3 separate regions of the Homo sapiens genome follow, and all the other regions are linked to region 1. The links are chromatin loops, found by intact Hi-C in ENCODE. Cell type or tissue: A673. All regions are shown on one strand. Links, peaks and the distances in the headings refer to the core of each region. The heading gives the core; the rest is flanking DNA.

The links. Peaks named below come from ENCODE experiments on the same cell type or tissue, not always from the same donor. Only the 100,000 strongest peaks of a DNase experiment are listed, where the experiment ranks them.
Region 2: it touches region 1 in a loop (9-fold over the local background); 2 of 110 quality-filtered maps call a loop at or near these places.
Region 3: a loop joins it to region 1, with 2.5 times the contacts of the local background. A loop is called at or near these places in 16 of 110 quality-filtered maps.

Annotation. Positions count from the first base shown.
Region 1 is chr4:105,711,617-105,722,518 of GRCh38, forward strand. It overlaps GSTCD (glutathione S-transferase C-terminal domain containing), which reads left to right. Exons shown (of 12, transcript NM_001370181.1): 2 at 5,977-6,423; 3 at 7,444-7,911. The coding sequence starts at 5,998. Among named protein-coding and RNA genes, the nearest start is that of GSTCD, 8.3 kb to the left of the region's middle. In A673, for the core only: a CTCF peak has its summit at 4,258 (motif pointing left); DNase peaks (open chromatin) are centred at 2,595 and 4,255; H3K4me3 peaks cover 547 bases; H3K27ac peaks cover 1,135 bases.
Region 2 is chr4:103,989,944-104,000,845 of GRCh38, forward strand. It overlaps LINC02503 (long intergenic non-protein coding RNA 2503), which reads left to right. Exons shown (of 7, transcript NR_186772.1): 4 at 8,888-9,085; 5 at 9,869-9,988. Among named protein-coding and RNA genes, the nearest start is that of LINC02503, 34 kb to the left of the region's middle. In A673, for the core only: CTCF peaks have their summits at 4,319 (motif pointing left), 4,524 and 6,213; DNase peaks (open chromatin) are centred at 6,318 and 6,878; H3K27ac peaks cover 937 bases.
Region 3 is chr4:106,188,487-106,196,486 of GRCh38, forward strand. TBCK (TBC1 domain containing kinase) reads right to left here. Exons shown (of 26, transcript NM_001163435.3): 21 at 6,232-6,268; 22 at 5,123-5,284. Among named protein-coding and RNA genes, the nearest start is that of TBCK, 120 kb to the right of the region's middle. In A673, for the core only: a CTCF peak has its summit at 4,643; a DNase peak (open chromatin) is centred at 4,675.

The DNA.
Region 1 (10,902 bases), core at 494-8,493:
TTTTTTCTGTATGGCACACTACATGGTAGGTACAGTTATTATTGTCTCCATTTTATTATATAAGTGAGGAAACAGATATGCAGAAAAGTTTTTTATAGCTACTAAGAATCAGAACCAGTATATTTGCACCCAGGTGGTCTGGCTCAACAGTCTCGGCTCTAATCTATTACTTTATAATTCTTGTTTTATAAATATTCTTGCTAGGCACATGTATGGAATCTAGTTAAGATTCTTAGTTCCTTTGCCCTGGATATAAGTATACATAAAAACTTCTGTGCTTGCTTTATTTATGAGTTTGGTTAGATTCCATTTATACTTTTCCCGATTCACCTCACAAAGGTGATCTTATTTCTTCATTTTAATTTATACTTAGTTGGTCCTTAAAATAGAGTTATTAATTTGGAAAAGAAAGAATGGTGTCATGAAGAATGAGATACACATTGTACCAAGACTAAAGTTATTAATAATACTCTCAGACAGTGATTTCTGACATTCATATATGTACATTCATTCCTTGAACTAAAGTTTCAGTTCATTAAGCACTGGAGATGTTATAGTGTTAGGTGATAAGAGCTATGAAGAAAAAGGGAAGCTAGGTAAGAGGCTAGGGTGTGCTTTTTCAATTCAGGCAGTCAGGAGAGGCTGTTCTGAGTTAATATTTATGCAGAAAAATCAATGAAATGAGGGAGCAAGCCCTGTGAATCTCTTGGAGAAAAGCATTCTAGGCAAAGCAATAGCAAGTACAAATATTCTCAAGTGGCACCTTCCAAAAACAGCAAGGACAGCTATGGCTGGAAGGGAGTGAAGAAGGATAAGAGATGAGGTCAGAAAGGGATAGCTAGGGTCACAGTAGGCCTATAGGCCATAATAGGAAATTTGGATTTTATTTTGAGTGTGCTGAAGAGCCATTGGATGGTTTTGAGCACGAGACATCTGATTTATGTTTTTAAGGATCACCCTGTTGTTGGAGAATGGACTGTTTTATGGAAAGTGGAGGAAAATAGTTAATAGGCTTTTGCAGTAGTCCTTGTAAGCACTGGCGATGACTTAGATTAAGGTGGTAGTGGTAGAGGTGCTGAGGAGTTGGATTTAGCATATACTTCAAAGGTAGAGATGGCAGGGTATGAGAGAGAGAAAAAAAGAAGTTGAGTGGGACTTTTGAGTTTTTGGCCTAAGCATCTGGGTAATTGGTGTTGCCATTTTACCAGGAAGTAGAACACGAAGGGAAGGGGAGCAGGTTTAGAAAAACATCCACATGGAGATGTCAAGTAGAATATAGTAGTCTGGAGTTAGAGGAGAAGATACGGCTGGGATATACATGTAAGAGTCAGATCATATTTAAAGCTATGGCACTGGAGATCACCCAGAACAGTGCTGTCATATTGTGAGTTGTGCCCCATTAATGAGTCAGGAAATCAATGTAATGAGTAACAACCAGCATTTAAAAAAACAAGCACAGAGTAAAAAATATCAGATTTATCCCATATTGTAGGATAAGTATTGCTTCATGACATTTTTGTTTCTATTTTATTCAGTGTATTGTGTGTTACATTATAAAATATATACCTAATTGTGTGGCATGCTCAAAAGTTTGAAAGCCAGTATTCGAAGGATGGAGTGTGGATTGAGCAGAGAGCAAAACACTGAGCTGTGGGTCACTGAGACATCTGCAGAGTAGCCAATGAAAGGAATCAGGAAAGAATTGCCAAAGAATTTAATCCAGTGCAGAAACTTGTCAAATAACCCAGCCTTTGGAATGGAAGTTTATATCAAGGATTACTGAAACCAGCATACTTGCTTAGAATAACATAATATCTGACAATTTTCACTTTGGTAAAATTGCTTCAATTTATGAAATTTTATTTATAAATAGTACTGTTATATTAGAACAATACCTATTCTTAAATGTCTCTAAATAAGATCTTTTATGAATTTAATTAATACTTTTGGACTGATGTACAATTCTCATCTCTATAATGGAAATAAAATACTTTTAAGGATTGTGAGCATTAGAAGTAATGCACATGTTCTGTGTGCTTAGCACATAGTAGGTGGACAATAAAATGTATGTAATATTTAAAACTTTATTTACCTAACATTTGTTGAGCTCCTATCAAATTGTAGTCACAAAGATAACTTATTTGAAAAAACAAAAAACAAAACACAGGTTAATCATTTGCAGCAGTTATGCACTTTTTGGTCTTCATTATATAATATATAATTTATCTAATATATAATGTTATGTATACATAATGCCATAGATCTTGACTTGAATTTTGATCACAAAATTTTCAAGCTTTATTTTTTCTGGACTGTGGAGAAGTATGCTTGTTTTTAATATGTTTACTGTTTATCTCTCATTCTCTGTGTTTTATCAAGGCTAAGATATATTCATTAGAATGAAAGTGAAAAAAAAAAACCAGATCTGAATGCCTAAATATTAAACCTATGACTAATTCCACCATTTAAAAATATATTAGAACATTCCTGAGTAATGAAATCAAAGACATAATCTTTTCTTTTTACCCATTTATTCATTCGGCAAGATTCCCAAGCAAATTGGCACGTCCAGGAAAGAGATGCACACTCTATTTAATATCCTGAAGTTTGTGGTTTTGTCTGCTACTTTCTCACTCCCTCTCTGCAGAGTGGCACCTGTCAAAGCTGAGAAAGAGTAAATTACTCTATTTCTGTGCTTGGCAGGAATGTAATATGGAGTAACAAGAGCTGTGCCGCAGAAGCCCTGGAGACAGAAGTTGATTCTATAGTACCTACCTTCTTAAAGCTCGTGACAGAAAATTAGCGAACTAAGGCATTCTGAAGCTAGAAAAGAAAAAAGAGGAAGGATTTTTTTTTTTTTGCCTGTGATATTTGCATACTTGGAGCAAATACTGGTTCTACTCTCTAAAAAGGCACAGTGCAAGCCAAAAACATCACATTTGTACAGGTTTACAAATATTTAATATTTATTTTAAAAATTATATTAGTACATAATAGGGAGACATTATTCAAGGAGAGTAATTTTTTTTTTTATTCTAAGATCATTAAGTAACATTTTTAATCTCCCAGGGGGAAAACCAACATCTATATTAAAAAAAATACGTTAAGAATCAACAGTACTTTGTTGCATTTTCTCTCAGGCATCTCATTAATTTTTAGATATCACCATGGGCAGGTTATTGCTATTCTGTTTTGCTGACATTTAGCATTTTATTAAGTGCTAACAGTGAGAAGAGTTTATAGAATATGTCTAAAATCCTATTTTCATATTCTTATGTGCCTTACAACGTGGCAAATATAGGCATACTTTTTAAAAGAATATTTCTACATATCTTAAAAGCTATTAAATAGCATGGCTTTGTTTCCAGTTTTTTAAAAAGTGTTAGGATGAGCCTCGTAATTACTATTTTTTAGACTGTTGGGCAAATGATGAAATCAGTCATGTTTTCTTTCAAAACTGCTTTCTTGAAACACTTAGGGGTGAGTCTTCTTTTTACTCTCCTACTGTCAGGAGAGTGAGTCCAGAGCAAACTCCTCAAAAAGACTGTTAATTCCTGGAAAGTGTGGTTGGTCCTTTTTGCCCTAGTGTTGTTACAGATCTCACTTTGTTTGACTGTTTTTAAGGACTTATAGCATAAAGGTGTTATATTAATAATGAAAATATTTCCAGAGCTCTATTCAGCTTTATAAAAAAACTCTTTGAACTTTGATCTTTAATAAATACCTTTTTGTTTTAAAATTATCTCTCAGTGACAAAAATTTTTAAAAAATAAGCTCAGGGAGAAAATGGCATCTGTAAGTTAAAAAGTTGTTGCTTTTACAGTATATAAAATAATTTTCCCCCAGATAATCTTTTAAGAAGTAACAAATCATGGTATATATCTGTTATATTTTAATAGAAGAAATATAAAATAAAGCAGTAGTGATTATTTGTATTATTAAGAAACTTAGATAATACTTTACTGACTATATTTATTTTTTATAATGGATTACAAGTTCCTTAGTTTTAAAAAATGAAGAACTAAGAAGCTTAAAGTGTTTAGGTCTTGTTTCAGATTTTTTTAAAAAAGGGATTTAAAATATTAAAGAAAATTTAGTATGATGAAGGTTTTCTAAAATTAAGTGTACACTAACATTTTGAATACACTTAAAAGACAAGAGGTGCATGTGTACTTTTTAACAGCTTTTAAAGTAATTTTCCTTCTAATATGTCATGTTTCTGGTACGTATTTCCATGGTGAATACTTTTAAAGAGTGCCATCTAGTGTCAGTTTTGGAATTGTAATTTATGTATTAGAACATTAGGAATTTTTGACCCGGGAAATGTATAAACATAAAAAGACAGGACAATTGATAAAAACCTTAAGGAATATGACTTGAAAATAGCCATGAAGAATCTGACCTCAAGACTGTGTGTGTTTGCACCTTTAACCAGTATGTATATTTATCTCTGCTTTCATTTGTCAAATACTGCTTGCTTATATATATAATAAACCTATAAAGCAGTGAACAAAAAATTTTTACTCATGGAACATTCTAGTTAGAGGAGACAAATAATAACATATAGTATATCACCATAGCAATAAGCGCTAGGAAGAAAAAACATAGATGGAAATAGAAAGGTTTTTTTCAGGGAGCGTGGGGATTGGGGTTTGTGATTTAAATTGAGTAGTCAGGGAGGATCTCAGTAAGAAGTTGCCATTGAATAAATAAATACCTGAAGGAAGTGAGGAAGTGTTCTAGGTACTGGAAACACCAAATGCAAAGGCCCTGATGTGAGAATGTACCTAGTGTTTTAGCAAGGGTCCCCAACCCCTGGGCCCAGGACTAGTATCCATCTGTGGCCTGTTAGGAACCCCACCTCAAAGTGGGAGGTGAGTGGCAGGTGAGCCAGCATTACTGCCTGAATGGCGCCTCCTGTCAGATCAGCAGCGGCATCAGATTCTCATAGGAGCTCCAACCCTCTTAACTGCACGCAGGAGGGATCTAGGTTGCACTCTCCTTATGAGAATCTAATGCCTGATGATCTGAGGTGAAACAGTTTCATCTGGAAACCATCCCCATCCCCCCACCAACCTCCCATGGAAAAACTGTCTTTCATGAAACTGGTCCGTGGTGCCAAGAATGTTGGAGATGGCTGTTTTAGAGGAATAACAATCTACTTTGGCTGGAGCAGTGAGCAATGAAGAAAGTTAATGAGACAAACTCTGAGACATAAAGGAGGATTAGATCAAGGAGATTTTTGTAGGCTGTTGCAGAAACTTTGGCTTTTCTCTAAGGAGGGTGGGAAGACCTTGGAGGGTTTGGTTATGGGGGTGTGAAGGAAAAGAATGGTGTAACCTGAGATGGGAAGACACATAAGGAGCAGGTTTGAGGGGTGGGAGAGAATAAGGAACTGGATTTTGGACAGGTTAACTTTAAGATAGCTATCAGTATCCATGTTATGGGGAAATTTAAATATTTTTATATTATGATTCAGCACTCAGCAGCTATCACTTACTTGAGGAGAATCCACTTCTCCTGAAAGAACGAATATCCCCTCCCTATTATTTTGTAGGGTCGTAAAAAAGAAGCAGTATGGAAGGACCAGCACTGTCAAAACTTCTCAAGGATATTATCCCCAGACAGCTCTCAGTATTTTTGGTTAATTTATTTCCCCTTCTATTTATCTCCTGTTCTCACATATAGTGAGACCCCAAAATACTTGATTGGGAGGGCTCTATTGCAAAGCACTGGGGTTTGCTCATTTTAAAGGAGCTGGGTGTAATATTTCCTCTAATGCTAGTTAATTGCACAGGGTGGAATTTTTTTCTTTTGGAAGTCATTTAGTCAGTCTTCAGAAACAAACCTTATAGCATTATTATCTACTGCAAATTTTTACTGATTTCTAGAACAGGCTTTTGAAACATTCATCTTTTATTTTAGCTTCTAAATGATTATATTCTAAGACCATAATCACTTCAATTTATACTTTAGGTGACCCAATGAAAGAAGAAAATGAAAGCCATAAAGAAAAGTCTTACAGAAGAAGAATACCTGTACCTGGACTTTTCTCACCAAACAGAAGGATGCATCTTTCCTCTTCATACATCTGTAACTTTATTTCTGTTATCTTACTGTGACTGTAAAATCTTTAAAATTTGCTTAGTTGTCACCAAAGAGGTGAGTAGAGATAGTTCACTACTAAGAGATGACCTGATCCAGGATGTTGAAATACAGATTATTTCAAGGCAGGAGCTCCCACCAATAGTCCAAAATTGCTGTTTGCCTGCAGTAGTAGAACGATCAGACAATTTTTGTAGAGCAGGACTTGCTGTTGTATTGAGACACATAATCCAGAAATCCTATGAAGCAGACCCCTTAAAGAAGGAACTTTTGGAACTTCTGGGCTTTAAAAAGACTTGCTTGAAAGCCTGTGCTGAAGTAAGTATAATGTCTTTTTTCTGTTATTTGAAGCTACACAGTGATAACATAATTACCTGACCATTTAATATTTTAACTTCCTATTAGGAATAAAAGTTTATTTATTTTAAAAAACCCCAGTAACCAATGAAATAAAGTAGCCCTTTGATATAGTTTGAATATTTATCCCCTCCAAATTTCATGTTGAAATGTGATCCCCAATGTTGTTGGAGGTGGGACCTGGTAGGAGGTGTTTGGGTCGTGGGGGCAGATGCCTCGTAAATGGCTTGGTGCTCTCACTGGGGTAATGAGTGAGTTCTTGCTCTATTAGTTCATGAGAGATCTAGCTGTTGAAAAGCGCCTGGTACCTCTTCCTTGCTCTCTCTTGCACCCTCTCTCCCCATGTGACATGCCTGCACTCCCTTTGCCTTCTACCATGACTAAAAGCTTCCTGAGGTCCTGATCAGAAGCAGATGCTTCTTATATAGCCTGCAGAACCATGAGCCAAATAAACCTCTTTCCTTTATAAATTACTCAGCCTCACCTATTCCTTTACAGCAATGCAAATGGGCTAATATACCCTTTACGTGTGTCAATATTTCAGTGCAGTATTGAAAAATAAGAATTTAAGTCTTAATTTATAAAGTTTGGAGACATTTTTAGAAAATAACTCTTTTTTCTTTATTTTAGTTATGTTGATTTTTAAATGGAATGTTTACATATAAATAGGAGCTCAAATAGCAATGCTTTGGAAGCCCTGCTTATTGTGGGGGCTAGGAGGAGGGTAGGACAGGGGAGGTATATTGTAAAGGCTTTGGGAAGTAATGATTTATTTAGTAAGGGGAATACAGGAATGCTAAACTTCTTTTGCTTAATGTTTTTACTTCTGAAGCACTGTGATGTGTCTCCTGATACAACATAAAAGCCTAGCCCAGGGATGATTGAGCTCAAAACTTATTTCCCAATAAGACAGTTATTTTTTCTAAAGTTATATTGAAATTAAAAAATCTTTTCATTTCTTGTTTTGTTTTTGTTTTGTAGGTTAGTCAGTGGACCAGGCTATGTGAACTCACCATCCCTTTGGCTATTGAGAATTTTCTCAGAGAATCTTCTGACCAGCCCCCAACTATACCTGTAGAAATACTACAGCTAGAGAAAAAGCTTAGTGAGCCTGTTAGAGTGCATAATGATGATAAACTCCGCAGGCAGAAGCTCAAGCAACAGAAGGCTGATGGAGTTGGGCCTCCCCTTACTAAGGGAAAGGCAAAGAGCAAGGTCCACACACAGGAAACATCTGAAGGGTTGGATTCTTCATCCAAGAGTCTGGAACTGAAAGTGGCATTCTCAAAGCTCACAGTACAGGAAGAACCAGCTACTACCAACAGAGAGCCTTCTCACATCAGAAAAGCAAAAGCCTCCGACCTTCCACCTCTGGAGCATGTGTTTGCAGAAGGGCTTTACTTCACTCTGGCAGATATTGTGCTCTTGCCCTGTATCCATCATTTCTTGGTAAGGTTTCATCTGGACTGTACACATTACTATGAGTTTCAGTCTATGAAATTGCCTAGGTTTGAATTTCTGTTTTACTTTTTATTGTCAATATGCTGCTAGGAAAGTTATTAATATCTTTCTCCATTTTCTTATCTGTAAAATGGTGATAATAATAGTACCTATCTAAAAGGAAAAATGTAAGGAACAAATTAAAGTTTGTGTGAAGTATGGAGAACAGTGCTTGGCACATAGTAAGCTCTCAATCAAAGTTAGTAATTACTATGACTTTTAATGTGAAGTTGCTAAAATGTTAACAATTGTTATTATTAATTTCAAGTTTCTGTTGTGATTACTTTCTAATAGTAGAAGGTCCAAGTCGGCTCTGTGGTGCAATGGATACTCCGTTGGACGTCTACTATTAGAGGGTGCAGTTAAAAAAAAAAAAACTAAAAATCTTGTCAGCTAAATTTTATAATGAATTGTTAGTCACTTAAATTAATCTTATGTTAGGTATTATCAAACTGAAAATATTTTATTCTGACCTGTGTGCTTTTCTCTGTTCTCTCTGAGAGTAAAGTAGCTGGCTCTGTTATTATGTGCTGGGGGAGAATAGATAGAACGTTTTCTGAGTAGGAAGATCTCTCTCTCTCTCTCTCTGTCTGTCTTACATACACACACTCACACACGCACACACGTGTGCACACACACATTCCCTCTGTGGAGGAAAAAAGAACAGGGTGAAAATAATACCAGAGTGAACATAGGAAGCTTAGCTCTCTGCAGCCTTCCAATTGGTTTTCAAGAGCTGCATTGCTTTTTGCTTTTGTTTGGGTTTTTTTCTTGGAAGCATTTCCCCCTTTTCCCTACTAAGGAATCAGATATTAGATTTCATTCTCATTATATATCACCAACAATTCAGGTATCTCTATGGACAGAAGAGACTGCTATCGAAAATCTATGTATTTGAAGGCTTTGCTTCACAAGTAAACTCGGCAGTATTCATCAATTGTCATTTTCTTAAAGAACATTTCTCTTTTCCTCAAAATTGAACCAAATTTGGCAACCAAAACAATATAAAAAGAGAGAGATCCAGGAATTGTTTAGATGTTGATTGCTATTTTAAATGCCAGATGTCATATGTCTTCACAGAGTCCATGGAGTTGAGTGGGAAGAAGACATTGATTTTTAAATTTTTTCCTAGTCAGATGATTCCTAGGTTCTCTTCTCCATGATCCCTCTCTTCTATTACCAAGTTCCGTCATTAGAGCAGTCATTTGATACATTATGAAGTACTTGGTCTTCTGTCTTCTTGACTTCTTTGGATAACTGTGTTTCCAGTTTCACCAGAATTGAATGAAAGTGGCATATCCATTCCTTTATTGAAGAAATTTATTAAAATTATTTGAATACATAAACTAATTCTCAAAATATTTTCCTTCGTTCCTTTGTATTTTTACTGGATTTTTTTTTCTTTTTTTTTTGAGATGGAGTCTCGCTCTGTCACCTAGGCTGTGTGCAGTGGTGTAATCGCAGCTCACTGCAACCTCCGCTTCCTGGGTTGAAGCAATTCTCCTGCCTCAGCCTCCCAAGTAGCTGGGATTATAGGTGCACGCCACCATGCCTGGCTAATTTTTGTATTTTTTAAGTAGAGATGGGGTTTCACCATGTTGGCCAGGCTGCTTTCGAACTCCTGACCTTGTGATCCGCCCACCTCATGTTTTCCAGAATTCATCCTTCTTTGATAAACCCTTGATATTTGTTATATTTTTCTCTTTAAATCATCTTGGGTAATAAAGTAGTCATTTTAATTCATATAGTGGTTATGTTGGCAAGCCTTTTTGCTTGCATTAACATACATTGAGGTGAATGGAGTGGCCATCCAAATGATCAGAATCAGGATCAAGTTCAACATCCGTAATCAAGGTCAAGTTACCAGAAACATAAAACTGAATCTAGGGACAGAATATTTAGTCGCAGGAATAAAGTCAAGGACATAAAAGTAAGAGTCAATTTTGCTAAATCAAGGTTTGAATTACTAAGGGTCAAAATTAGAAGAACTAGGGAAAATACCCAGTTCTGCTAAACAGAATAAAACCAAAGATGGAAAACAATAACAAGTAGAATCGATGAGGTGTTTTTTTTGTTTTTTTTTAATTTGTCAGAGACAAACATGGAAATGCTAAGGTATTATATATAAACCTGCTGCAAGCTCTTCCTTTTCAGAAAATACTTTATTACTTTACAAAGTTAACCCCTGATGGCTCAGCACCTCATAAGGAAAGGGGCCTGACGATACCCTCTCCTCTGAAAAGTCTTAGAAATAGATTTAAAAGGAATAAATTAATATGTACACTCATGTTTCCCCCCATTCAATTTATTTGCTAGAATTTTCTAGTAGATAGCGTATCAACATTATGGGAGAAATAGCAATGAATAGCTATACTAGGGCAAAATCCTACTGTTCCAATACTAGAAGATTGTATATTATTTTTCAGTTGCTACTAGTAAGCAAGTACACTTTGACAGAAATATTTAAAACATTATTGTACGCCTATAAGACAGAAAGTTGCATTTTATCATTTTATAAAATCTTGTAATTTGACCACTTATGATTTAATTTTCTACATTTTAACTTCTAATGCTTTGAATTGAGTTTAAATACACACATACACACACACACACAGACATCTTTATTAGCTTAGGTAAAATCATTCCTCTTTTAGAAATTGATTTTTTAGCAAAACTAAATACCTCTTCCTGTGTTCCCATCGGCATAAAGTTGGGAACCTCACTTTTTGCTGGCATATTGCAAAAATGGTTGATGCCACTTATTTAGTGGTAAATTTGTATTTTCTGTGTCTATTCCTATTCATTAGGTCCTCAAGAGCTTTTAGCTTTAACTCACTAGTTCTAATTTATAAGTAAAAAACAGAGAGCTGGGATTATATTTTCATTTAGATAGGTTGTTTACTGTTTTTTCTCTGCTTACACTGCTCACCTAAACATCTG
Region 2 (10,902 bases), core at 1,290-9,289, 1.7 Mb before region 1:
TGGAAGTGCAGATATGTATTTGATTTACTGATTTTTTTTTGTGTGGCATATACCTAGCAGTGGGATTGCTGGATCATATTTTAGCTTATTTTTAGATTTTTAAGAAACTCCGTAATGTTCTCCATAGTGGTTGTCCTTATCTATGTTCCTACCAACAGTGTACAAGGGATCCCTTTTCTCTGCACATTCACAGGCGTTTGTTATTGCTTGTCTTTGGACAAAAGTTGTTTTAAGTGGGGTGAGATGATACCTCATTGCACTTTGGGTTTGCATTTCTCTGATAATCAGTGATGTTGAGGACCATTTCATATGCCTGTTTGCCATTTGTATGTCTTCTTATAATAAATGTCTATTCAGATCTTTTTCCCATTTTTAAATTGGATTATTAGAAATTTTCCTGTTGAGTTGTTTGAGATCTTTATGTATTCTGGTTATTAACATCTTGTCAGATGGGTAGTTTGCAAATATTTTTTTTCTGTTCCATGGGTTGTCTCGTCACTTTATTGATGGGTTCCTTTGCTGGGCAGAAGCTTTTTTAATCCCGTTTGTCCATTTATGCTTTAGTTGTCTGTGCTTTTGGGTTTTGCTCAAGAAATCTTTGCTAGGTCCAATGTCCCAGAGAGTTTTTCTAATGTTTTTCTGCAGTAGTTTCATGGTTTATGTATTATATTTATGTCCCTAACCCATTTTGATTTTATTTTTTAGATGGAGTGAGACAGAGGTCTAGTTTCACTCTTTTGCATATGGATATCCAGTTTTCCCAGCACCATTTATTGAAGAGACTGTCTTATCCCCAGTGCATATTGCTGGAAAATTTGTCATAAATGAGTTCACTGTAGGTGTGTGGATTTGTTTCTTGGCTCTCTATTCTGTTCCTCTCATTTGTTGTCTGCTTTTATGCCAGTATCATGCTGTTTTGGTTACAATAGCTCTGTAGTATAATATGAAGTTAGGTAATGTGATTCCACCAATTTTGGTTTTTGCTCAGGATGGCTTTGGCTATTCTGGATCTTTTGTAATTCCATACAAATTTTTGAATGATTTTTTCTATATCCCCGAAGAATGTCATTAGCATTTTGATAGGGAGAGATTACATTGAATCTGTCGATTGTTTTGGGTAGTATGGATATTTAACAATATTAATTCTTTCAGTAAAGTAACATGGAATATCTTTCAACTTTGTGTACTCTTCAATTTCTTACAATGTTTTATAGTTTTCATTTTAGAGATCTTTCACTGTTTTGATTAAATTTATTCCTAGGTATTTTATTTCATTTGTAGCTATTGTAGATGGGATTGTTTTCTTGATAACTTTTTCAGATAGTTTGCTATTGGCATACAGAAATGCTACTGAGTTTTATATATATATTTTGTATTCTGCAACTTTACTGAATTTGTTTATCAGTTCTAATAGTTTTTTTTGGTGGAGTTATATTTGGTGTTTCCAAATGTAAGATCATTATCATTTGCAGACAAAAATGATTTGACTTACTCCTTTCTAATTTGAATGCCATTTTTTTTCTCTTTTTTGATTGCTCTGGCCAGGACTTCCAATTCTATGTTGAAAACAGAGGTAAACGTGAGCCCTCTTCCCTTACTCCAGATCTCAGATGACAGGCTTTCACTTTTTCTCCATTCAGTATAGTAGCTGTGGGTCAGTTATATGTGGCTTTTATTGTGTTAAGGTATATTCCTTCTATATCCAGTTCCAGTTTTTTGAGAATTTTTATCATAAAGGGATGTTGAATTTTGTCACATGCTTTTTTGCCATCAATGGAAATGATCAGATAGTTTTTGTTCATCATTTCATTGAAATTACTTATCACATTGATTGATTTGCATAGGTTGAACCATCCTTGCATTCCTGAGATAAGTCCTTCTTGGTCATGATGAATGATCTACTTAATGTGTTGTTGAATTTAGTTTGCTAGTATTTTGTTGAGGATTTTTGCATCAATATTCATCAGGGATATTGGCCTGTAGTTTCCTTTTTTATTTTTTTATGTGTTCATGTGGTTTTGGTAGCAAGGTAATACTGGCCCCTGGCCTCATTGAATGAGTTTGGAAGTATTCTCTCCTCTAAATTTTTGGAATAGTTTGGGTAGGATTGATAATAGTTCTTTAAATGTTTGGTAAAATTTAGCAGTGAAGCCAGTGGATCCTGGGCTTTTCTTTGCCAGGAGACTTTTTATTATGAATTCAATCTCATTCCTTGTTATTGGCCTGCTCAGACATTGGATTTCTTTATCATTCAAACTTGATAGGTTGTATGTGTCTAAGAATTTGTTCATTTCTTCTAGGATTTCCAATTTATTGGCAGACAGTTACTCATGGGAGTCTCTAATGATCTTTTGAATTTCTGTGGTATCAGTTGTAATTTCTCTTTTTACATCTCTGAGTTCATTTATTTGGGTCTTCTCTGTTTTTCTCTTAGTCTGGCTAGAGGCTTGTTGATTTCATTAATCTTTTAAAAAACCAACTTTTCCTTTTGTTGATCTTTTGTATTGTTTTTTCATTACAATTTTATTTATTTCTGCTCTGATTTTTATTACTTCTTTTCTTCCACAAATTTTGGGTTTGGTTTGCTCTTGTTTTTCTAGTTCTTTACGATGCATCATTAGGTTGTTCATTTTAAGTTTTTTTACTTTTTTGATGTAGCCAAATATTTCTATAAACTTTCCTCTTAATACTGCTTTTGCTATCTTTCATAGGATTTGGTATATTGTTTTCCTTTTTTATTTGTTTCAATAAATTTTTCAATTTTCTTATTAATTTCTTCATTGACCCACTTGTTATTCAGGAGCATATTCTTTAATTTCTATGTGTTTGTACAGTTTCCAAAGTTCCTCTTGTTATTGATTTCTAGGGGACTTATGTCTTATATAATTGTAAATTATGAAAAAATGATAGTGCAAATGATAGAAGTTTCTTATACTGTTTGTTGAAGAATTATGATATTTTTGCCAATGTGGTGTATTAATTCTTATTATGCTGTGATATGTTAAGGATGCATATTGTAATCCTTAGAACAACCAGAAAAATGTACACAAAAGTGTATATATATATATTTAAATAGATAATTAAAATACCAGATCGATAAATCCTTTATTTAATTAATCCAACATAAGGTCAAAGAGATACAAAAAGAAAATAGACAAAACAAACAGAAAACAAATAGAAAAATGCTATGCTTAGCATATAACCATATAATTTACTAAATACTCAACATAAAAGGCAGAGATTAACATACTGGGTAAAATATCAAGATCCATATATAGATATATGCATTTGTATATGGGTCTTGATTTATGAATGCATATATCTATATATCTTCTGTATCTATCTATATCTGTATCTAACCACTATCAAGAGAGAGACAGAGAGAGAGAATTCCTTAGAGAATGTCCTGAAGACTTTCTTCAGTCAAACTGTGTAGTAATTAATTTTAGAACCCAGAATTTGGACAGAAAATTTTCTGGAGATGAAGAAAGTTTCACAAATATTAAAAAAACAATTTAAATGGAAGACAAAATAATATTAAATATTAATGCACCAAACATAAGAGCTTCAAAATACATGATATGATTATGAAAGAAAGGGAAACAGAGACAACTCAACACCACCCTTGTAGCAGATGAGAAGACAACAGGAAAAGATAAAACCACTATCACCAAATTTGACTTAATTTTTATTAATAAATTTCTATACCAAACAACTGAAGAATATACAACTTTTCTTTCATTTTTCAAGGTTTTGGATAACTTTAGATGATAATTAACTTAATGCTCAGATCACACATGTATATATATGTATATTTATACAGACATACATATTCATATATCTGTATATATAACTTTTATCGATATCTCTATTAATATCAAGAGAGAGACACAGAGACAGAGAATTCCCTGGAAAATATCTTAAAAACTTTCTTTGGGCAACTGTTTATTGTGGTAGTTAGTTTTGGAACCTAGTCATAGCTTTTCTTTTCTTCTTAATCAAATAAGAAAAACAAATAAATACAAGTAAATTACATCATTCTCAAATCCTTATTTCAATATGAAACCATGGAAAAGGATGGTAATATTAAAAAAAAAAGCAACTTAATGTCTTGAGCTACCACTGAAGTAATACAAATGTAGTATATATTTTCAGTATTTATTTGATATTATAGAACATCATCAATTATACATTTATCATGAAGTATGCTAGAAGGCTCTATAATGAATGTTACACTAGAATCCTTTGTTTTTATTTATTTGAAGACATATCCAATTGCTTGCTCTAGTTAGTTTGCTATCTTTTGCAGGAGGTGAGTGCCCTCTTCTGGTTCTCTAATAAAACTGATAATAATGGTATCCCCAACGGATTGATTTACCTGTTATTTTCTAACAAATTTTCCTTTGCAGTCAGAAATATTTAATAAAATTATGTCCATTTTGCTGTTTTATCCTTTACCACCAGAATGTGGCAGATAGCCATTACTTCTAAGCAATTTCCACATCTTGTTCTTAGTCTTGATAATCTTTCTCTAAGCCACAGTGTGAAAGTTTGTCTCTTTAATGTTTTTATTGCTTAAAATAGGAAAATATATTTCAAGTATTATATTCTGAGCTAGAATGTAAAATTTTCTAACTATTGTGAAAGAAAAAAGGAAGGATGACGAAGGAGGGAAGATTGCAAAACCTAACAACTTAAGGCGGTTTTAATTATTTGTATGATATATTGGGAAGATATTTACAATATGACTTTTCCCCATATTACACACACACCTATCAGATGCTTGAAAAAAAATAATTGTTTTTCATTATGATTTGTTCATTTATTTTACCCTGTCAGACCATAGTTTCTATTCTTCAGTGTGCTCCCCTCAGTTGGCACTTAATAAAAAACAACCAAACTTACACACACACACAAGCAAAAAGCAAAGAAACAAAAAAATAGCCTGTGAAATAATAATTCTTAAGAAAATAAGGAGGTCTTTCACTTCTCTCATCGTTTTTAGAATAACCATTATTTTTTGCAGTCGATCAACAGTCATGAATAATAGCCAGTTTTTTTGTTGTTTTTTTTTTTGAGACGGAGTCTCCCTTTGTCGCTTGTCGCCCAGGCTGGAGTTCAGGGGCGCGATCTCCGCTCACTGCAAGCTCCGCCTCCCGAGTTCACGCCATTCTCCTGCCTCAGCCTCCCGAGTAGCTGGGACTATAGGAGCCCGCTGCCACGCCCAGCTAATTTTTTTGTATTTTTAGTAGTGACGGGGTTTCACCGTGTTAGCCAGGATAGTCTCGATCTCCTAACCTCGTGATCCGCCCACCTCGGCCTCCCAAAGTGCTGGGATTACAGGCGTGAGCCACTGCGCCCGGCCAATCACGGCTAGTTTTGACGTGATGAGAATATCCTGTCAAAACATTGCCAAGTAGAAGTCAAGAATGACAACTTTAGCAAAATATCTTTTGAACACATGCATTTAACATGGGAGGCACACTTTGTTTTAATGTTTAACTGACAGGATAAGCCAGAATTTCCATGACCTGTTGTTAGAAGCTAGAATTTAGATTATTTAATCAGTGTTACCTTTGTCTGCATAAATAAAATTACCTTTATAATTCAGAATAGAAAATATTGTCAGATTAAGGTGGGGTAGGGTTTCTTGCCCAGGAAAATTGTTACCTATAGCAATCAAAGACATTAGATAGTTATTCATTTCCACTTTTCCCTTTGCTCATATAAATGAAATATTAGTACTAATAGAACTCTTTTTGCAGACAAGAAGGGAGAGAGAATAATTTGGAATAGAAGTTTAGGCACAATGAGATAAAATTCCATTTTTACTGAAAAATAAGAAATTACAACTTCTACATTTTTCCCCACCAATATTCTTAGATGCTTGGGCAGATCTAATCTTGATGAGACCATTAAATATCGATGGAGTCACTCAGATTAAATAATTGAGATAATTATCTTGATAACTCAGACTTAAAAGGAGGGTTTTAAAGAAAACAAAACAGAACTGGGATGACCTAGCCTTAGTTCCAGTACAAACTTAGATCATATATGTGCATTTTCCTTCATTATATTTAGCAGAAAAATATTGCTAAAAGTCACTCCATATGAGATGAGAATTTAATTGGCTCTGTGTTTAATTTAATCAATCATTTAAGACTTAAAAATAGTCCTGAATTGCTGAACCTTTAATGAAAACTTGGCCATGGAAGTTAAAAATAAAAGCAGCAATAGATGGCACTAGAAGATCAAGTCTCAGACGAAAATCCATTAGTCCTATTTCCTCCTCTAATCCCTATAAAACATTTGACAGGAGTATAGCCAGGGAGTTGGAGGACAGGCATAGAGAGACAATCCCTGTTAAAGGGACAGATACTAATTCCTTTGTCTACTTGTCCTGAAAGGCATCCCAGAATGTGTTGGGGGAAAAGAAAACGGCCAATTTACTACAAAGATCCTGCTCAAGGCACAACATTAACTGTCCCATTTAGTTTGAATAAAGAATAGATAAAGGGAGTTCTACCCTGACTTTTATCAGGCATTTCTGCTGTTTTATTTGCTGCTACTGATAATTGAGGTCTTGCTGCTTAGAAAAAGCTCGATAAATTTATTTGCCATTAAAATAATCACTACGTTTCCTTTCCCCATTGGCAATAACCCAAATTATTTATGAAATACAGATTTTTCTGTTTCTTTCTAACAAAGCAGACACAAAGACATTAAAGCATTTTAAAATTTAAGCCTTCAATGGCCTGCATTTCATAGCAACAGACTTATTTTATTTATTTTTTATTGTGTAAATCCTTCAAGGCTGAGTGCTGCCTGCACAACACTCTTCTTGTCTCAGCTTGACTGGCCCCACAGCCATGACTCATCTTTTACAGTTGCAGCTTTTGAAGCACATTCCAGACCTGCTTGTTCCCACAGCTCTCCTAATCCTTTCACATGACCATGAAGACAGCCTTTAAATTCAACGGAAGATGTTTCTGACATTTTTTTCAAGCTATAAAAACTATTTCCAGGTCCAGGTTGGGGAATGATACGTGGATGTTTGGAGAAAATCAGGGGTTATCATTTTTCCTCCCTGCTAGCTACTAAGAAGGGTCTTTAAAAAAAAAAAAAAATCTCAGCATTCTGTAGAAATTTATCCAAACAAGTATTGTCTTTGCAGTGCTGTATTCTCAATAGTAAGAAATTATTTTAAAATCAGCAGTTTCTGAAGACAAATTTTTATTAAATCTGCAATCAGAGAAATTTTAAAAAATGTTTAATGGCTCATAGAAACAGTGTAGAAAATTTCAGCTTCATTTCCTCACTAATAGGATTGATTTTCTTCTCTTATTTTATCATTTTCTCTTTCTTTATTGGTAAATAAAATAGAACTGGCCTACCTAAATATAAAATTTATTCATAGGCGTTATTTTAAATAATTTCAACTATTAGGAATCATCATGGGTCTACTACAGAAATCATATATATAAATTGAAAATATATTTCTTTCTTTTCTTCTTCCCTTCCTCCTCCCTCCCTTCCTTCTTCATCCCCCATCCCTTCCCCACCATCCTTTTTTTTTGCTTTTGTCTTCTTTCTCCTTTTCTTCCATTCTTATATACATTCCATAAGCATTTTTGAATTCTTGTTTTGCTATTAAATTTTATACACACATTGTCTTTGTTTTTCTAATTTAGCTAGCAAATTGACTTTAAACAAAGACAAGTTGTATTAGAGTGTGTGTGTGTATATATATATATATATATACACACACATATATATATACACACACATACATGGAGAGAGAGAGAAACTATTTCATGTTTGAGAGAAAGCAGGGAAATGAGAATGTTTTCTTCCTATTTTCCAAATTGGTTAGTTCAAGGCCAAGTATATATGGACAGTATTATGTAAAACATTATCAATGAGATGAATATATTCTCCACTGCACAAAGAATGAAATTAATTATGAACCAATCTATTAAGAAATCGAGTGAAACTAAAAAGTTGATTTAAGCCATTATTCCTATGGCAATTTTAGTAGTCTGGAATTTTATTGGGCATTTCACCATTATCTGAGATTTTCTCCACAGGTGGATGCAGGGACTAGATGTCCTGTTGAGAATTTTTCTAGTTTGATGACTATGAAATTTAATGTACTTACTAGTCTTTTTCCCACACAATTCAAAATTCAAAATTGTGTGGAAAGAATACTAGTAAGAATTGAACTAGTAGCTATTATAAAAGTGAGCTGTCCAAAAGGAGTGTAGAGACCACTCCTTATGGAATGGAGAAAGGTGGGTATGATAATCCCTTTCCTTGTCTGTAATAAAATTCTGACGTTTTCCCTCCTAGGTTACCCCAGGAAAATAACTTTTTTAAATAGCAGTAGCCAGAGGCTTCTTATTATAATTTAGTAAGGCTGAAAGACAACTTCTCCTTGCATTCAATTCTATCATAGCATCCACTAAAAATACCTGCAGCACTAGAAGAAATTTTAGTTGAATTTTAGCCCATGGCTTGAAGGAGTTAGAAAGATTCCTAATAAGATTTATAGGCTTAGGTCCTAAAAATTTTAAAAACACTATAATAAAACTCGATCCCAGGACAGACTTAGTGGTTTATATCCATGATTGTCAAGATTTGTACCCTTTTCTTATAAAAACTTATTTTTGAGGTTGTCCAATGTACCTTACGTTACTCATCCTAAATACATATTATAGGCAAATGTAATTATGGACACTTTCCTGTCACTGAAACAATTTTGTTGTATTTATCAAGAAAAATCTCTCAAACCTCAATTCTAATTCTGCCCCTCTCTACCTATAAAACACACTCTTTAACATATATGACTCAGAAAAAATAAAAAGACAAAATGTTTACCTGGTTCTAGGTACGAATCCTGGAAGTGGAAAGGAAGGGGCATGAATTTCGGAAATGGGGAAGAAGAAGAAACGACAGCAACTAGATGTCATAATTTACAGCAGCAGATGTGAAGCAAGTTTTTGGATTATGGCCAGTGGAAAGAAAGCATGCCAGACAGCTAATGGGAGGCAAGAGTAGTGTGACATGTGGATGGACTGGAGGGCAGGTGATAGATTATGCAGGTCCTCATAAAGCATGTGTAGGAGTTTTATATTTATGTAAAGACTGATGAGAATCTACCAAGGGATTTTAATCATGGGATTGCAATAATTTCACTGAGATTTAAATTATTATTTTTGGATTATAGCATGGTAATTGTAAAGGGACAAAATAATTTCATGGAAGGCAGTTAGGGGTTATTGCAGAAATCCAGGTAAAAGTATCTGTGATTGGACTCAATTAGTGGTTGCAAAGATTGAAACAGTATAGATATTGAAAAAATAAAATCCATGAGACATTGTGGAGTGAAGGAGATCATGACATGGAACATACTGTGATGTGGTATATGTTGAGTGTTGAGCTAAATTTAAAGCATCTAGGTAAAGAAGTTGAATTAGTTACTGGATATCTTGGCTCATACATTAGCAGAGAAGACTGAACTCAGAATAAAAATTTTAAAGACAATGGACAAAGTAATAATAGTGGTAATTTAAGTCATCAGCATTTATGACAATATCGACTGAAATAATTACTTTCAAGGCCATGTGGTAAGAAAAGACAATAAGGATTTTGGTATACAATTTACCAGAAGAGTTTAATGAGGCAAGATCAATGGGTTAACATTTCAACGCAGGGTAAAATGTGAAGCACATGACACCAGAATATGCTTTAATATAGCCATGCTTGCAGTGGATTTATACTGAGTCCTATGGAAGTGAATTGAAAAAGATGTGTCACTCAAGAACTGTAACTTCAAAAGCCTAGGCCAACTTCGGCATTTATTTCACAGGGATGTGCATTATATTTAATAGGAGGCAACTTCTCTGCATGCTATGGAGCCCATAAAATCATCAACTAAATCTCAGAGCATTAAAAGCTGCTCTCAATCCAATATTAAATTTGAATTTTGGTAAGTTAACAACTGTGGCAAATGGAAAATTTCTCAGGAGTTCTCAGATAACTCTAAACATCAAGGTAAGAGTAAATAAGATCCTTGTGCTAGATAAGTATTCACAGGGATATTAGCTAAGACTTTTTCAGCTGCAAGTTGCCAAACTTAAATCGAGCAAGTTAATCAAAACATGGAATGTATTCATGTATGTAACTGTCTGTGGCTCTCTGATACACAAAATGGTTGGACCCTGAGTCTTGAATATTATGAAATTTGAATGTCTCTGATGGTTTTATTCTTCATGTAGAATAAAGGAAGTACCTTTCTCATAATAACTCTTTAACATAAGGTTTAAAAATGCCTGAGATTAACTTGGTTTTGAAAACATATCCATCCTCCACTAATGGCTATGGCTAGTGAATGAGATAAGGCTTGTGCAGGTCTGTCAAGTGCATATTTTTTTTAACCTGGGGAGAGAAGTCAGCTTCATAGTGAAGAAGCATTTTGATACTAGAAGAGGATAGAAAGTTTTCCTGGACAGATAGGAATAAAATAATGTTTATCAAACTGGGACTCTTACTGTAGCCTACAAAAACCCTACATAAACCCACCCCCAAGTGCTCTACATTATTTTCTGCCTCTCTTCTCTTCTATGCCTCTCCAACCTTCTTGCTGTTTTTTGAATATACTAAGCTTATTCCATGTCAAGACCTTCAGACTGCTGTTGCTTTGACCAGAAAGCTCTTTCCCAGATCCTCTCATAGGTGAATTTCTATCATATTTGAAGCCTCACCATCTATGATTGCTATAATAAAAAATGCCACCTAGTTACCTGCTATCCTATTGTTCTCTGTAATTTTTAAGAATAGACTCTTGCCAAGTTGTTGTTTTTTTATTTACTGGTATATTGTCTGTCTTCCTATAAAATGTTT
Region 3 (8,000 bases), core at 1-8,000, 480 kb after region 1:
CTTAATAACACTGATCTAAACTATAAGATAATTTTTGGACTGCTCAAAAAATTCAGAAAGCAGGAATCCTTTCACAAACCAGAAACCCTTATCAACCATAAAACAAGCAGCTCTGCTATAGAGAAAGGCCTTCCTATCAGATTCTTGACAATTTGGGACCAGGTTTAAGATGTATAAGAACTCAGATCTACTCTAAATTTTCAAGATAAGTAAAAATTCTGATCACCTCTAACATTATTTTTCATTACAGTTCCCAATACGTACGAAATATTTCTTTTAAACTTTATAAAGTATTTACATGTTGCAAAATTAGTTGTATGCTTCAAGAGCAACAATTAGGTTAGTGTTATGTGAATTCTTTCAGCTTCCTAGAATCACGTTACAATTTCAGAGTCTTCATCAGTCATGCTCCTGGCTGCTATTTTCATGACCATTTATTAGCTTGGAGGTGATGTATTGTAATATCTGTTTTTAAATTTTCCCCTTTTCCATAAAATAATGCAGTATTTCCACCACAAACAAGACTGACATAACCTGAGGTTTTAAAAGTAATTTTTCATAAAGTTTTATTTCAGTGACTATACACCATGCCAATATAAACAAATTAACTACTTTCTCACTTATCCTTAACTAATTTTAAACTCACAAGACTTTAATATGCCATCCAGATTTTAATGTTTATATGTAATTTTTACAGATGGGTGGGGGAGAGAAGGACCACTGCTAAAACCTCCAAATTTAATTTCCATTTTGATTGTCCTTTTGCAATTCCAAGGTGTACTTAGAAACAGACATGCAGTGAGCCAAAATTGTGCCACTGCACTTCAGCCTGGGTGACAGAGTGAGACTCCATCTCAAAAAAAAAAAAAAAAAGAAAAATAGACATGCATGACATGCATGAATATCATGTAGCTACAAGCAGAAAATGGGAATAATTAATTCTCAGCTTCAGGTAAAGTGGCATCAATCTTACAGGCTTGACAATACAAAACTTTCACTGAACAACTGTGTACTACAGTTGCTCTACTCTTTCACAAATCATTTCTCCATCCCATATCTGGCTATAAGCCAGGGAGAAAAAATGATGGATAACTATTGGGAGCACTTATGTTAAGAATCCTTTGCTTCACTCATGATAGATCACCTTGAAAAAAATGTAGAGAGATCAGAAAGCTCTACAAATATTAATATCAATTATAGCATTCGTATTTTGGTACCTGATGTTATTTTAAATACTTATTTCATTACTTCAAAAATACTGAAAAAATATCTCAACAAATATATTTTTAAAAATCTTTAATGTGGCCTACAAGATGCTGCATGATCCTTCTTTGTCTACCTCTCCATTCACTTTTCTAGCCACTCCTCTCCACTTTCCCATTTGCTCCAACTTCCTTCAGCTGTTTCAGGCCTTTGAGCATTTTATTCCCTCTGTCTACAAGATTTTCCTCTCTTTCCACTCCCCACTCCCCAATATCACTTAAATAATTTCAAATATTATCTTAGGTATCATTTACTTAAGAAAAACTGCCTAACTCCCTGTTTTAAACTCCTATTGTTTTCTGCAGTATTCATCACCATGATAACTATTTAACAAAGAGGTCACAAATTAGTAGCCTACTGGCTATAATAAGCTATTTGATTAAGTCTTATAGTTTCAAAAATCTAAGCCACTGTTTATAATGGAAAGATTACACATAAATCTTACAGTAACCCTATTTAATTTATATTTATCCCTAGATTACAATAAAAAACTATTGACTGAAAACCCAAATTGTTTCCCATTTATATACTTAAACATCTCTAAAATACTTTAAAAACTTTGGATATAAATGTAGTATAACTAAATTTACTTGGCAGCACTTTTGCTTTATTAAGATAAGTACTGAATAATGGAAAAGTTATAGTAGTCAACTGTCCACTCATCTGATGGTGATATTGAACCACAACATTGATACCTGCTTTCTTTGCTTTGGTTAAGCATTTCATGAAAATATAACTGCTGCTTAGATGAATATGAACATTTGTTTTAGCTAAAACTTCACAATTACACTATATCTCTGACTAAAATAAGTTTTACTTCAAGTAAACTCAAAGCCTTATTGTTTTAAGAGACCAAATAAATTCTCTCAAATTCTATGCTACATAAAATATAAGTGTGAAAATAAAATCAGAGGTCACCAGATTCTTGTCCTACTTATCCAAATACACGCAGAACACATTCAATCTAAACATATGAAGAAGAAGAACTTTTTTTTTTTTCTTTTTTATGGAGACAGAGTCTCACTCTGTTGCCCAGGCTGGAGTGCAGAGGCGCCATGTCGGCTCACTGCAAGCTCCGCCTCCTGGGTTCATGCCATTCTCCTGCCTCAGCCTCCCAACTAGCTGAGACTACAGGCGCCTGCCACCACGCCCGTCTAATTTGTTGTATTTTTAGTAGAGATAGAGTTTCACCATGTTAGCCAGGTTGGTAAGAAGAACTTTTAAGTACATACAAAATTTTCTTAAATAGTCAGCTCTCTATATCTATGGGTTCTGCATCCATGGATTTAACCAATTGCTCAGTGAACATATTTGGGGAATAAAAATGAATGTCTGTGTCTGTACTGAGCATGACGTTTTTTCTTGTCATTATTCCCTAAACAATACAGTATAACAACTATTTACATAGCATTTCCATTGTATTAGGCATTAGAAGTTATCGCGAGATGATCTGAAGTATAAAGGTGGATGTGCATAGGTTACATGCAAAGGGACTTGAGCATTTGTGGATTACAGAATCTGGGGGAGTCCTGAAACCAATCCCCCATCGATACCGGGGGATGACTGAACTTGTATTTCACTGAATATCTTGCTATAAAATGAAAATAGTATTATTCATACATACTTTTAACAGATAGAATGCTCATCAGTTAAAAATATCAAATTTGTGCCTACTGTGAACATTTGAACTTATTTATTTGAAGTTTATACTATTACTAATAAATAATATTTTGTTCAGGAATGAGGTGGTAATGTAAATGGAAAGGAAGAAGACATAGATAAGCTAGGCAGCTTTGAAAATATGTGGAAAATGTCATTCCTGTTCATCCAGTTAAGTGCTTTAATAGGACCTATCATCAATGCATTGAGATGTTAGGAGCAGGGATGCTGGGACTGAATTTAAGAGTTATTAATATAAGATGAAATATCTTGGGTCTTTGCATGTAGGATAACCTATTTATAAGCAAAACAGATTAATTATTTCATGGAAAGATGAATTTGCAGTAAGAGCAATTAAGCAAAGAAACCCAATTGTACCAGCTGACACTACATCAACTAAATAGATTTCATTCCTATTTGAATAGCATGCTCTGAACAACATGAGTGTTTAATAAGGTTTGACAGATGTTATGATATAGTGACTAGAAAGGATAAAATTACCAGAATTTCATTTTTAAGGCCTAAAACAAGCAAGATAACATCTCTTGAATGATCATTAGTAAGAATACTGTACAATTCCTTTCAGTTTTGAATTAATCGAGAAACTTTATTCTAATCTTATACCATCTGTAAAGTAAACCCAAAGCAGGCAATTTTAAAGACATAGAATAATTTTTCCTATGGAATTAAGACAGAAATATGTCAGTCGACCATAAAATACACAGTTGCATGAATTTTTTAACAGACAAGCAGAGTTGCCACTAATCTCCCTATAAAGTATAAAAACAGATGCTTCACCAGTGTTTAACAGGAGCATTTATGTATTGAATTGGAAAGGCAATACATTTGCTTGATTTGAAAATGTACAATCAGCATTCCTAATATATATATTTTTAGAACTGGCCAGAAAATGTATTTTAATCCTAATCAATCATCTTATGTTTACTTTGGCAAGCTGGAAATGACAAGAAATCATCTGCATAATATAAACAGTATTCCCAGTTTGCGAAACTAGCTTATTTATTACTGTTCAAAACAAAAAAATAGATAACTTGATTTTCATAATCTCCCAGAAAAAAATATGACCTAAACTATTCATTCATAGTAAGAAATAACTCACTTTAATTAAAATTTGATAAGTCAGAAAGCTGATGATAATAGTTTCAATTTTGAGGGAAGGGGGAATAAAAAGTTTTAAATAAATCCAAGGTATTTTTCTTATTATTTTCCCACAAATGATAAAAAATTTCAACAGAGAGGCGGTAAAGTACCAAGTACAGATCATCCATTAAACATAAAAATGAGGGCTGGCAGTAGGTTTCTTATTTTTCTTGAGAGTAATTAATAAAGACATAATCTTAAGGGACCTTCCTTTTGTTTTTTATTTGGTTTTCAGGCAAATTTGATTCTGGGATAATTTTAAGTGTGTTTATTATCAGCAGTAACTTGGGCCTGCCTGAAAATATGGAGAACAGCACAAGGGATGCTGTCAATAAAGTACTGTGAAGTTTTTTCACCTAAAAAAACTGAAGTTTCTGCAAAAATATAGATTTAGTTACATCCTAGGTAACGACATTAATTTCATCTTTTTACCCATAGCTTCAAAGCTCAGACTATAGTTATCCATATTTCTACATTTAAGCATTCAACTCCTAGGTTTACAAACTCCTTACTTGTGAATACTCTATATAGCTTAACATATTCTCCTGCATTGCATGACATAGATGATTTGTCCTCCCAAGAGGGCAGTATTTCCTTTTGTCAAATCGTAAAATTGTTAGCAAGCAGCTTTGGCTGGGAGGCAACAAAGTTTTGTGAATTGTATCTTTTTATAAACACAGATTCTTAAACACCTTCCCAAGTGGCCTTTCTATACTTTCCATCACTGAAGAGAAACAGCCCCTGTCCTAAGCAAAAGAGCAAATATGATATTGCCCCCAACTTCCTGGCATTTTACCCATTTAGTAGCATTACCAAGATGGAAGTAAATCACAGTGAGCGGGTATGACCCAGATTTGTATTTACAATGCTGGGTCAGCAGAAGAAGCAGTATATGAGAGAAAGAATCCAGAGAGGATGATGAGGCCCAAACAGAAGAGATGCTGAAGGCCTGGATGGTTATTTTTGCCAATGGCTTAAGAATGTGTCATTATTTCATAGTCAAATTTCATTTAATGGCTCCATTTATTTAGATCTATACCTGGTAAATCGGAGAAGAGAAGAATACACTCATTAAAGCCATTAGCCAAAAGCCGGTCCCGCAGCTGCTGAAGAATTGCTACTCCAATACAGAATGGGAAAGAGGAATTCCCAAGTAGTAAGGTATCCCAGAGGTGGAAAATTTTGTGTAGTGGAAATACATCTGTAAAACGATAAAAATACAAATAAATTAAAAAACCAAAATAACAATTAAAACAATAACAACTTACTTTACTAGTTCTATAATTATTACCTTATGGTCAAAACTATTACTTCAGAGCTAATACTACCAAACTCTTTTTATGAAATGTTTATTTGGCTTTGAAAATTTATAGCTTCCTAAGGCATCTTAAAAAATTGATAATCAAACAGATAATATTTTTAACCCTATTAACCATTCATAATATTTCTTCCCAGAACTTTCCAGTTATATTATTCTCACAGATTTATCTAGATGAACTTTAGTGTTGTTTTAGGTACAGTAAAATAACGTATCTATTATATTCTCTAAACAACTGTTTTAATAAATTCCCACCAAAAATCCTATGAGCAACTTCCTATTTTTTGTAACTTCCTTTTTCTTATTAACAATACTATGTATATCTTCCAGGCCACTGCATAAATATCTACTTCAAATATTATTACAGTTACCATGTAAACCATATTTTATTAGTAAGGATGTCCACTTTATTAATATTTGTAGCAAATTAAAGTATTACGCATTCACATAATCTGCTTAATTTCTAGAGGAATCCTAGTTTAAAAAATAAAAGTTACTGAAGAATCTCTGAAAATTAAGCCTGATTTGATTGTAATAGTTGCCCTTATAAGCTTTATGTAAATATTATAGTTAATTTTTTTTCAAAGGGGGGCAGAGTTTGTACAAATATCATGAAATGTCCAATAGGTTTTTATTTTATAGAATTCTCACTTTGATATTCAGGGATCAGAACAACTGAAATTCTTTTCTACCTAACTCTATTATGTTAGAAACACATAAAAATACTTACTAAATCTGCTCAATGTTATTGTAAATATAAAATATGGGGAGGCATCGGGCTGTCCTTTTGCTAATACAATATCAAAAAAACCGGGGGAAGTCATACTTACGAGTAAACATGGTAAGAAACCAAGGGATGGCATAGAGCTATGAGTGGAAAAAGGGGTACAGGGAATGGATAAAAAGGAAATAAAAAAGATAATTAGAATGATTACCAATAAACTAAATGGTAAATGTAAGTTCTATGTTTTGGTCTACTTTATTGGTTAAAATAAAAGAGAATGTAGTGTTAAGTTTAGCCTAAAGCTGCCTCCTTAAATGTTTTAAGTTCGGCCTAAAGATTTCTCCATACATAGTGAATCATATCTAACTGGATGTGTAAACAGACTGTAGCAAATGCTGAGCTGTAACCAATCTAGCTGTTTCTGTACCTCACTTTTGTTTTCTGTATGTCACTTTTCTTTTTCTGTCCATAAATCTTCCACCATGTGGCTATGCTGGAGTGTCTGAACCTCTTCTGGCTTGGGGGCTGCCAATTTATGAATTGGTCTTTCCTCAATTAAACTCTGTTAAATTTAATTTGTCAAAGGTTTTTCTTTTAACATAGGTAATTACAGTTATTACAAATACTCTTATATAATGATACTATCCACATTACAAATGTAGATGACTCTTTTGGCAAAGATTATTCACAGAATGTCTTTATTTCACCAAAGGATAGACTCAAGACCATGGCTAATCCAAATGCAATGCTGGTATACTAATTTCAAGGGTATATTTTACTTTACAGGTTTGTACAGAATATTTCTGAGATTTTAAAGATCCTTGTGTTAGTTAATTGACTGCATCAGGTGATACCTAGGTATCTGGTTAAATGTGTGTGTTTGTGTGTGTGTGTGTGTTTGTGTGTGATGGTGTTTCCAGATAAGATCAGCATTTGAATCAGTGGACTCAGTAAACTGTCCTCTCCAGTGTGGGTAGGTATCATGTAATCAACTGAGAGCCTGAACAAAACAAAGGTAGAGGAAGGAGGAATGTGCCTCTTCTTTTCTACCTCACTGCTTGAGCCGGAACATTTCATCTAATCTTCCCCTGCCTTTAGACTGGGATTTGTATCACCAGCTTCCTGGTTCTCAGACCTTTGGAATCAGAATTACAAACACCTCTAGACTCTCAATTATACCACTGGCTTTCCTGGGTATCCAGCTTTCAAACAGCATATTGTGGGATATCTCAGCCTCCATAAATGTGTGAGCCAATTACTCATAATAAATCTCCTCTATCTATGTTTATATATCTCCTATTGGTTCTGTTTCTCTAGAGAACCCTAATACAGTCCTCATAAGTTTTGAGGTACTCTTAATTGTATTTTTAAGAATTAATTAGATACTTTTTAAATGTTCAAAATGTCTCAATAAAAGGTATTATGAAGCATGTGCTTTTTGTTACCACTTAATTAACAGGATGCTTCATAACAGACTAAAAGTAATAAGATCTAATATTACCATTATTAATAATTTGACAAATTTATTCTCCTAAGTTTACTACCTAGAAATATATACATACACACATATATAGCTATATATATAGTATATATCGTTCTATATACACACATATAGACATATACATTTTCAAATTTTAGAAGGTTTTAGAAGTGACAAATCATCCTTAATTTATAAAAGTAGAGTAAAAATCTCCTTTGTCAATAGCAAGTATCAAAAATCAACAATAATTTACTGAAAAAGCACTAATTTTATTTCACTTTATGAGTTAATACAGGCTGCTATTAAAGACTTCTTTACTACCTACAGGGTTAGTTTAAATAAATATTATTTCAGCACCTAGCAATTATGAATTTATGAGTAAAAGGTGCATATTG